2 separate regions of the Homo sapiens genome follow, and region 1 is linked to region 2. A link is an interaction called in ENCODE POLR2A ChIA-PET data of the cell type or tissue named here. Cell type or tissue: PC-9. All regions are shown on one strand. Each heading gives the region's core, and the rest is flanking DNA. Links, peaks and the distances in the headings are about the cores only. Region 1 overlaps AMPD3 (adenosine monophosphate deaminase 3). Region 2 overlaps CAND1.11 (a long non-coding RNA gene).

Region 1 (5,373 bases), core at 239-5,238, 160 kb after region 2:
GAGCAAGAGTCACTTCCTGTCAACCAGGTGGCTTTGAGGGAGAGGCCAGAACTGAGCTGACTTAGAGTGAGTAGGAGCTTGCCAGGCAGAGGGTGTGGTAGGGGAATGGAAGTGGTGGCATTCCAGGTAGAGGCACGTGATGTGCAAATGTCAGGAGGGAGGGATGGTATGAGAGAGTCGAGAGAGTCAGAACAGTGTGTTGACATAACTGCAAGCAGTGTGGTGTGGTTGGAGCTCAGGCATTGGGAGCGGGGAGCAGCGGGTTGTGGGGAGAGTAAGGCTGCAGAGATGTGGGGAGGTCCTGGATCATGCAGGGGCTGTGGGTTTCCCACAGAAGGCAGGGAGGTGGGCCGGGGTGTGGTGGCGAGCTGGGAGAGAAGCTCCTGGGGGAAGAGTCGGGATCAGGCTTTGCTTGGAGGAGGGATGGCTAAAGCTGGGTGGAGTCACAGTGGGGTTGCCATCTCCACAGGAGCTCTGTCCCAGCTGGGAACCTCTTGGGGACTTCTTCTTTTTGGGGTCAGCTTTGATAAGGGAGGGTAGGCCAGGGGAGGATGTGGCTCCTCTGGGAAAGCCCAGCTCCAGCCTCCCTGACCCCCTGGCTGGGAGCATATCAGCAATGCAGATGGAAGACCCTACCTGGAGGCCCTAAGACCACTTCTGTTACACGCCAGGGGTCCAACACAGACTCCCACTTGGATGGGATCAAGAGCTTTAAGAAGTGAGAGTTTGGCTTCAGCTCATGTGCCCTGAGAGGCTTACAGAAGTGTTTTGGGGATTTCCAGGCAGAAGTGAAAGGTGTTTTAGACACCACTTACGTGGGCACCCTGGCATTTTCACCTTCAAGCACCATTTGTTCCTTCTCTGTGAGGCTTAGGCGTTCAGACAGGTGGATGCCTCCATCACTGTGTGAACTCCTCTCAGCCCTGCCCAAAGAACTTCACACGCCTAGCACATGCCCAGGCCCGTGTTCAAAGAAACGCCTTGCCCAGCCCGATGCAGCCCTGCCCTGAGCATACGTGAATGCTCTGGGCTTACCTGCTTCCTGCTGCCTGGGGCCAAGGTGTCCTCACTGGCTGTGCTGGCACTGACACTGTTTTCTTCTAAGGTGGGGCCCCAGTGGGTGTTCCTGGGTCTACCAGCTGCCCTCTGGCCACAACATGAGAAACAGTCCTGGCGTGGGGCTAGGGTAACAAATCAGAGCCTATCCCCAGGGTTCTCCTGCAGTCTTGGGGTTAATGTTTTCTCTGGACAGAGATGACCTTGATATCTATGACCCAGTGGCCTGTTCTTAGGCACCACAGTCAGTCCATAAACATGGGCGCAGGTCTGCTATGAGTCAGGTCTGTGCCCGCCCCTGGGTGCTGCCTACTTGATAGCACTCTGTCTCTCTTTTTTTTTTTTGAGATGAAGTTTTGCTCTTGTTGCCCAGGCTGGAGTGCAGTGGTACAATCTCAGCTCACTGCAACCTCAGCCTCCTGGGTTCAAGTGATTCTCCTGCCTCAGCCTCCCGAGTAGCTGGGATTATAGGTGCCTGGCACCACTCCTGGCTAATTTTTGTATTTTTAGTAGAGATGGGGTTTTGCCATATTGCCCAGGCTGGCCCCGAACTCTCAGCCTCAGGTGATCTGCCTGCCTTGGCCTCCCAAAGTGCTGAGATTACAGGCGTGGGTCACCACACCTGGCCTTGATAGCACTCTCATAGCCTCTACTATGGGGAGGAGAGCTGCTTTCTAAAATCCAGAATGGGCTGGATGATGGCCTCCGTATGTCTAAAGTGGCTATTGGTGTCCCTGGGGCAGACAAGGGCTGTGGTCTGAGGCAGGAGCTGCGACGTGGCCGTGGATCTGTGTGGGTGGTATCTGTGAAGGCACCTGTCACACTACAGCAGGTGAAGGGCTGAGACACCCCGAGGCCCAGCCAGCAGGACTGTGTGACTGAGACACTTGTTTTCTATGCAGAAGCAAGACAGAAGAGCTGAGTGTGTTTGCTGCTTGGGAATTGGGTAGAAGTAGGTGACATCCACTGTGGTTTAAGTGTCATATTAAGAATAGCAAATAGGTTTTACCTTCTGTGCCAAACCTGACCAATTAGGGGCCACCCCTAAAGCTTAGTGAAAAGAGTGCTGTGTTCGATTATTGATGCCTGCCATGGGTATGGAAATGGTCAATGTTGGCTTAGGTCCCAGGTCTGGAAACTCTGCTCTTTCTTTACATCTGAGGTCTTAGGTGAACACGGGGAATGCACTTGGATCCTCTGGTGAACTGAAAACACTGACCTCCAATGACCTTCAATTATTTTGTTCCTAAAATAATCACCCTTGAGTTCTGAAGTTTGGATGGGGTGCTTCCTGGATTGTCCAGTTGTTTTCCTCATTTATCTTGTGACTCATGGGGGTAAGGACAGGCTGACCCCCCTGTGGTGTGTCATTGGTAAGCCAGAGGACAGGACCAGAAAGCCCAGAATCCGCTGAGTCATGCTGAGGTCATTGTACCAAGCTGTGTCCAGCTGAGCTGAGCCAGGCTGACCTTCTTTTGTGCATCCCACGTGAGCCCAGCCTCATCTCTGAGGAGCCTGGGCTTTGGGGATGTTTTAGTTTTCTGCTTTGCTTTGTTTCCCCAGTGTCCAGTGGTCTGTCTTTCTGGTAAGAATGGCAAGATTAATGGCAGGAAGGATGCTGATGAGTGAGTGCTGTGGCTAACGACATGGGCTGGCTGGCATAATGCTCACAGAGGTCCAGTGGATCAAATATCTGGTTTGGCATTACTTGGAGATGCTCAGCCAGCCGTGGACAGCATTCCCTGCCCTGAGGTCAGCCGCCTCCTCACCCCAGCCCGGGCTGAGCGCCCAGTCGGCCGCAGCAGTAGCTCCAGAGTGTGGTCTAATGGCTGTCAGCAGCCTGGCCTTGAGGCTGCTGTCGTCCTCCCCCGGAGCTCCCATAGGTCCCTTGTGCTCAGGGAGGGGGAGTCAGTTTACCCATAGTGACTTGAGGCCATCCCTCAGCTTAGCTGGGGCTTCATTTCCTTAGGGCTTGTGGTTGTCCTATGAGTGAAGCACAGTGAAAAGGCAGACTGGGGATGAGGGGTTGGGGAGATGGGTAGGATCCAGGCAATATTAGCAGAGCCCTCATCCTAAGATTAATGAAGAGGGTTCAGTAACAGAATCAAATTACATTTAAAGAATCCCTTCTAGCTTCTGTGTATGGAGAATGAATTGAACCAGAGCACAAGAAAAAGGAACAAGACCAGTTAGGAGGTCACTGTGAATTCAGGCCTGAGAACATGCAGGCTTGAACTCCCGTGGTGGCAGTGAGGTTGGAGAATATTGTATGGATTTGACATCCATTTGGAAGGTAGAACTGATGAGACTCACTGAGGGAAGGGAGTAGTAGGAAGGCCAAGGATGACTCCCAGTTTTTCAGCATGACCAGCTGGATTCAGGACACACCATTTCCTGGGATTCCAGAATCTGGGAGAAAATCAGGTTTGGGCTGGGGTCAGAGATGGAGAGTCCACTTTTGGATATATTAAATTTGAACTGCCTTTGGGTTATCCAGATAGAGATATCAAGAAGGCAATAGTATGTACAGTTCTGGAGCTTTTGGCTGGTGGCATAAATTTGGGAATTGGTATAAGGAAAATAATTAAATGCACAGAAATGGAACAGATCACCTTTGGAGAGAATTTATAGTGAGAGGACAAGAGGGCCCAGGACCAGGCATCAAGAAATTCCATTATTAAGAGGTCTGGTAGTGAGGATGAGCTGACTAAGGAGGCTGAAAAGGAGAGGACAGAGATGCAAGGGGTCGGTCTGGTATCACAGGACTTAGCATGATATAGAGGGCATGAGAAATCCCATGAGGTGTTTTGAGACCTTGCTGGGCTCCTTCTGCAAAGGTGCCTTCTGCAAAAAACTGCCTTTCCCTGGAATGTGGGGAGAAGTCTAAGCTGACTGTTCATTTCTGCTTCTTAGGATTTGCTCTAAGATCTTTGGCCTTGGGCCCCACAGCTTGAGTCCATATGTTGGCTTAGGGTCAGTAGAGCGGCTTCCAGTAGAGTGGCTTCTTCTTGGGACTTGGATGCCCTGGAGTTTGGGTGAGGTGTAACTAGTCAAGGAAGGGTGTGTTTGGAGGCTTGGCCTTTAGTGTCTGTTCTTTTCATTCATTCCCACTTGGAGGTTTGCTTTGGGAATGCTCTGAGGGTTCTGAGAGGGATCAATGGGAAGAGTGGGATTTGATGGGCCCTCAGGGTTATCACTAAAACTGTGAGAACCTGTCGTACCTGTTAATTTGTTCATTCATTCATCCATTGGTTCGACTTTGTACTAGGCTCTGGGGTAGGTGCTGAAGACTTAGAGGCATCAAACATGGCCCTTGTCCTTGAGGAGCTCCCAGTCTAGTGAAAGCGTAGACACACAAACGTTAGAGTGATCGGGACGGTCTGCACAACAATGGGATGCCTGTGCCAGGTTTTGAGGTTGGGCAAGGGAAAGAGCATTCAGTTGTGCTTGGAGGAACAAGGTTGGCTCCCAAATGGAGGAGGTTGTGGGAAATTTCTAGGTGGATGAGATGGTGGAGAGAAAGGAGGGCATTCCAGACTGAAGAAACACGTGGGCAAAGGGATGCAGTGTACTGTACCTTGGTGTGTGGTGTACCCGTAAGTGGTTTGTCACGGCTGCAGCACAGAATGGGGCAGTGGCAAGGCGAGAGTTAAGGCTTGAAATAAGCCTTGAATCTCAGGCCAAGGTGCTTGGGCTTTATCTTGAGACTGATGGGCCCATAGGTCATTTGTTAACTGGGGAATGGCCTGATCCAATCTGCATTTTAAAAAGATTTCCTGGTGCTGTAAGGAGGTGGAATGCGCAGCAAGGCTGAAAGGGAGGGATACCAGTTCCGAAGTCTGGAGGAGAAATGGGGGGTGGGATCCAGACACTGGTGGGGCTGCCCGGATGGCCCATGAGGTGCTGGGGTTCTGTGCACATTGAGGGTTGGATGTCTTAACTCTTGTTGCTAGGGGAGGTGGCCTGACTCAGGGCCTGGTGGGCGCTGTGTTCCAGGTGGACACACACATCCATGCGGCCGCCTGCATGAACCAAAAGCATCTGCTGCGCTTCATCAAGCACACATACCAGACGGAGCCTGACAGGACTGTGGCAGAGAAGCGGGGCCGGAAGATCACCCTGCGGCAGGTGTTTGACGGCCTGCACATGGACCCCTACGACCTCACTGTGGACTCACTGGATGTCCACGCGGTGAGTGAGCTTCTGCTCCAGTGCCGCCAGCAGACAGCAGCCCTGGCTGGGGACTCAGCCCCCTGGAAAGCCACCATGATTGTGCTTGCCGGGAGGTGCTACGGAAGCAGCTTTCTCTTCTATCTG
Region 2 (5,373 bases), core at 185-5,184:
AGGCATGGTTCCAGGTGATGTGAAGGTTCAAAGCTGCCTCAGCTTTGTGGAGTAGGTAGATTCAGTAGCTCCTGGGTGCACAGTGGCTGAGATTTTCCCAGTCTCATGAAATCCCTGCTTCTCTTTCCTATCTACATGTTTTAGGCTGAAAGTGAAGGGATGACCATTCCGGCTTTTCTTTGGTTTGTTTCTTCAAGATAACCTGGTGTAGGGAAGGGTGAGAGTCCTGGCTCTATCATTACACACAGCAGCATCTCCAAGCTTCAGTTTCTCCTCTGAAAAATAGGATAATATGTAGCTAAGAGAGCCTTGGAGTTGCCTCCCCAGCCCTTGTTCTTCTCTTGGTAACTACCATGACTTTTGTTAGGGTATCCACATCTCCCCCAATAGACCACTCCACTCCTGAAGACTCAGGCCTAGTGCAATTCCATTTTAAGGCCACTATTACAGGACCCAGTGATGGGTGCTGGCCTAATTCAGGCCAGTGAGCTTGCATAAGTTTATTGGCTTATTTCCAGAAAAACAAATTTCCTTTTTCCTGCTAGATAAGAATGGGACACATATGTGGTCTCACTAGCAATTCAGGCCAATGAGTTTGCATAAGTTTACTGGCTTATTTCCAGAAAAACAAGTTCCCTTTCTCCTGCTAGATAAAAGTGGGAGACATATGCAGTCTCAGCAGCAATAGAAAGCCACTCTGAGACTAAAACAGGGGCAAGCCCTAGATGGAAGCTCTCATTGTGAATGGCAGAGTGGAGTGATGGAAAATAGAACTCCCTGATAAAGTTGTTGAACTCCTAAATGGACCCATCCTCAATCCTGTCATACTTCTATTGTATAAACCAATCATCTCCTTCACTTAGTAACCCATAGTGAGTTGAGCTTTCTGCTCCTTTTAATGGAAGCCATCTTAATTAATACATTATAGCACAGGATTTACTATGGGCATTAAATGGGATATAGCATTCACAGTATCTGTCTCATGCTGAAAAAAGAAAAAAAATTCATAGTATTTAGCACAGAATTTATATATGACCCCTGCCCTTCCAGTCCAAGGGCATTAATGGAAAAGACCATAGTTTCTCAGGCCTTTGTTGGATAGGGAAGAAGAGGGCATGTGTGGACTCCAACACGACCTTAACCTGGTTTGAGGCTTGAATATCTTGCCTGGGCTAGAAAGGTGGCCCCTCTGGACTGGCTTTAATTTTAGGATCAGTCCCTTTAGAGGGAGTAGATCTTGTAAGCTGGGGTTTCCCTAGCCCTTGGCAAGTATACATGTTGAAGAGGGTTGGGAGACAAAGAGGGAAGAAAGGAGAGAACCATGACTTGCTGGTGTAATAACAAAAGGTCCTACCTATCTTTGGGATCGAGATTAATCTCTCCTGTCTTTCTTCTTTTTCCTCCTTTCTTCCTTACATTTTTTCGCACTCCCAGTTCTCATTAGGGCTGAAGAAGAAAGGGAAGTCAAAGCTGGGATGGCAAAGGAGTGGAAGTATATGCCAGAGGGAGAAAGGGGAACTTGTGTAAGCTAATTCTGATGACTTTGCATTCAAGTGTAGCACAGATCTCAGTTTTCAGACTAAATGGTAGCTTTAGACTCCTATCGGAGGTTGGCAAGGCTGGTTTCTTGGAGTTTTTGCATGAAGAACAGGAAACTAGGCAGAGCAGCCTGGTTCAAGGACAAAGGGTTATGTTATGACTAATAGGAAGGAGGAATCATTTGGAGTACACACAGTGGCTGTAAGTCAGATTTCGGTCATTTCATTACCCCCAGATTTAGCCTAAGTCACCAGGGAGAGGAGACTGCAATAAAAGAAAAATTAACAAAAAGCTGACATGACTGAAATCTGAAGGAACTTGATTCACATGACATTACTGCTTTGCAGTTGTGCTGTATTACAAGGGTAGAGCTCATTTGTCCTAGTGTTAGCATACTGCACTTGAGAGTATGCTAGAACACAGGATGGAAAAGGAGTGTGAGAAAACATTACTTCACAAAAGTGGGTCAAGGGTGCCATGTTCCAACTGTGAAATGGATGCTTAGAAATGAAAATAGAACTCCAGTGTGGTCTGACCAGAACAGGATTGAGCTGCCACCCTCTTATCGGGACACTAGATTTATGGCTGTGGTCAAGAATTGCCCTAATCTTGTTTTTATCAGTCACATTCCAATAATGCCTCATAATGAATCCATGGTCAATTAAAAGCCCAGTTGTTTTTTACATGAACTGCTGCCAAGTCAGGAATCCCTGTGAATTTGTGTTGTTGATTTTCTTTGAACCAAATACAGAACTTTACAATGATTCTTCTTGAAAGTCATGCTGGTCAGATTATTTTGCATCTTGCTTATTTTGTCTATTAGCTATTACTCTAAACTTTGTGCTTACCTTCTTCATCATTTAAGACACGTATAAAAATATTGACTAGGGCCAGGTGCAGTGGTTCATGCCTGTAATCCCAGCAGTTCTGAAGGCTGAGGTGGGAGGATTGCTTGAAGCCAGGAGTTTAAGACCAGCCTGGGAAAAAAAGTGAGACCCCCATCTCTACAAAAAATTAGAAATAAAATCAGTTGGGTCTGGTGATATGTGCTTGTAGTCCCAGCTACTTGGGAGGCTGAGGTAGAAGGATTGCCTGAGCCCAGGAGCTTGGGGCTGCAGTGAGCTGTGATCACTCTACTGCCCTTGTTCCAGCCTGGGTGACAGAGTGAGTGTGTGTATAGCTATTCAGTCAGTGGCCAAACCATATATATATATATATATATATATATATATTTTTTTTTTTTTTTTTTTTTTTTTTAGGCAGGATCTCACTCTGTTGCCCAGGTTGGAGTGCCGTGGCATGATCTCGGATTACTGTAGCCTCAACCTTCAGGGCTCAGGTGATCCTCCCACCTCAGCTTCCTAAGTAGCTAGGACTACAGGCACACTCCACCATGCCTGTATAATTTCTGTACTTTTAGTAGAGATGGGGTTTTGCCATATTGTCCAGGCTGGTCTTGAACTCCTGGGTTCAAGTGAACCACCTGCCTCGACCTCCCAAAGTGCTGGGATTACAGATGTGAGCTACCATGCCTGGCCTCATGGTACTTTTATACCACTTTCCCTCTCCACCTTATCCATCACTGGATCATGAGATGCATTATGTATTTTCTTTATGAAATCAAGTTACACTGACTCTAGCATTTCCACCCTGGTGGCCTGGCACTTACCCAGTATCTTGCACGTAATAGGCTCTCAATAAATGTTTGTGGAATTAAACTGAATTCTGTGAATCATCAGCATAATAAAATTTAAAAGAAGGAAATGAGGCATGATTCACTGATGAACCACTTGGGATCTCAGTGCTCTTTATATTCCTTTTCGTTGTTTTAAGTGAAAATGTCACACATTACAGGAAAATAAAATGTCAACTATGATTGACAATATACATTATGCCAACTATCATCATTATCAATACCCAAAATTATATTTTTTTCTTTTACAAAAAACATAATCATGTGCAACTTCATTTTTTAATTTAATCTATTTTGGCTACCTTTCTATTTTTCAGTAGAATTTCATTGCATGAACCTTAGTCTCTTCTAAGTGTTTAACACATTATCTGTTTAAATTCATTAGATTCTGACATAAGAATCATTTGTTTTCAAATTATGGAGTTAATCTATTCTTCTTTTTTTTTTTTCTAGACGGGGTCTTGCTCTGTTGCCTGGCTGGAGTGCAGTGGTGCTAACATGACTCACTGCACCCTTGACCTCCTGGACTCAAGTGATCCTCCCACCTCAGCCTCCCAAGTAGCTGGGACTCCAAGTGGGTGCCACTACAGCCAGTAAGTTTTTGTACTTTTTGTAGAAATAGTGTCTTACTATGTTGCCCAGGCTGATCTCAAACTCCTGAGCTCAAGCAATCCTCCCACCTTGGCCTCCCAAAGTGCTGGGATTATAGGTATGAGCCATCATGCCCAGCCTAATCCATTCTTCCTAATGTATATTAAACACCCACCATATGCCAGACCTTGCGTCAGAACATTGAGGAATTAAAAAGAAAAACTGGGCAAGGGCCTGGCCCTCCAGAGACTTGGAATCTGATAGAGGTCACAAAATAAGCACATTTATGGTGTTGGAACAAGGTTCTCTGTGTTAGAGTCTACTACAGGGGAGTGTGCCATGTGCTCTGGGGCCTTGATTAAATACAAAGGACTATAATTTTCTCTCCTGTGGGGCTCCCTGGAGCTTGGAGCAGCAGCCAAGAGATGTTCAGGCAGCTGAGACTCTCATCACAACCAAAGTTCTTCTGCCACTCTTGGACCTAGGATAGGAAAATTGATGGGCTCTCTGCCTTCAGGCAGCTCCTGCTCGGGCAGTGTGTGATAGAAGAGGAACTTACTTTGGGTGAGGGTCCACTGCCCCTTCCTTTCTTCCATGGCCATCAGGTAGGCCATGTGGTCTGACCACAGAGACCCTGACAGAGGGAGAAAGAGGAAAAGGCCAAAAAACAGAAACCATGAAGAAGCAGAAAGACTCTTAAGGTGACCTTCATGAAACCTCACCTCTGGAATTCATACCTTGGTATAATCCCCTCTCCTTGAGTGTGGATGTGGCCTGTGCCTTTTCTACCTAGCAGAATATAGTAAAGACGGTGAATTGTATGTGATTATTGATTATGCTGCGTATGATATGAATATTAGTGCTGTCTTACTGAACTGCTCTCTTGGCTTGGAGGAAGCAGATGGCTATGTTGGGAGCCCCATGTGCCAAAGAACTGTGGGCAGCCTCTAAGAGTTGAGGGTGGCCACTGGTTGACAGCCACCATGAGACTGAATCCCTGAGTCTTATTAATGCAACCACAGGAAACAGAATTCTGCCAAATGAATTCTGAGTGTGTTTGGAGCAGATCTTTCCCTAGACCAGCCTCAGATGAGATCACAGCCTTGGCTGACACCTTGATTACAACCTTGTAAGACCCTAAGCAGAAAATCCAGCTAAGTCAAACCTGTACTCCTGAACCACAGAAACTGAGATAATAAACTTGCGCTCTTTTAAGCAGTTAAGCTTGTGGTAATATGGCTAAGCAGCAATAGTTAATTAATATCCTAACAGTTAATCTCTTTTGCCTTCCATAAGAACTGCAGGAGAAAAAAATGACGTAGGGAAGGGAGATTGGAAGGGAATTCCAGCAACCTCTATGAAGAGAAGAAATTGACTAGGGAAAGGACTTTTGCTGTGAAGCTCTACCACATTTGTTCATTCATTCATTCATTCATTCATTCATTCGTTTGTTAAAGATGTTGAAGTAGAGATATGTGTATCAGCCTTCAAGAAAGGCTATTGGCATGGACTGAATTGTGTCTCCCTGTATTAGTCCGTTTTCACGCTGC

The links. Peaks named below come from ENCODE experiments on the same cell type or tissue, not always from the same donor. Only the 100,000 strongest peaks of a DNase experiment are listed, where the experiment ranks them.
Region 1: POLR2A ChIA-PET joins it to region 2 with 6 read pairs; 2 of 35 experiments call an interaction of 5 or more read pairs at or near these places.

The regions. Positions count from the first base shown.
Region 1 is chr11:10,488,297-10,493,669 of GRCh38, forward strand. It overlaps AMPD3 (adenosine monophosphate deaminase 3), which reads left to right. Exons shown (of 15, transcript NM_001025389.2): 7 at 5,053-5,247. Among named protein-coding and RNA genes, the nearest start is that of MIR4485, 17 kb to the right of the region's middle. RefSeq lists an enhancer at 1-647. In PC-9, for the core only: no CTCF peak of the experiment used is centred there; a DNase peak (open chromatin) is centred at 2,465; H3K27ac peaks cover 3,154 bases.
Region 2 is chr11:10,326,885-10,332,257 of GRCh38, forward strand. CAND1.11 (a long non-coding RNA gene) reads left to right here. Exons shown (of 4, transcript NR_103765.1): 2 at 3,686-3,825. Among named protein-coding and RNA genes, the nearest start is that of CAND1.11, 21 kb to the left of the region's middle. RefSeq lists a silencer at 1,838-2,132. In PC-9, for the core only: no CTCF peak of the experiment used is centred there; DNase peaks (open chromatin) are centred at 596 and 2,107; H3K27ac peaks cover 235 bases.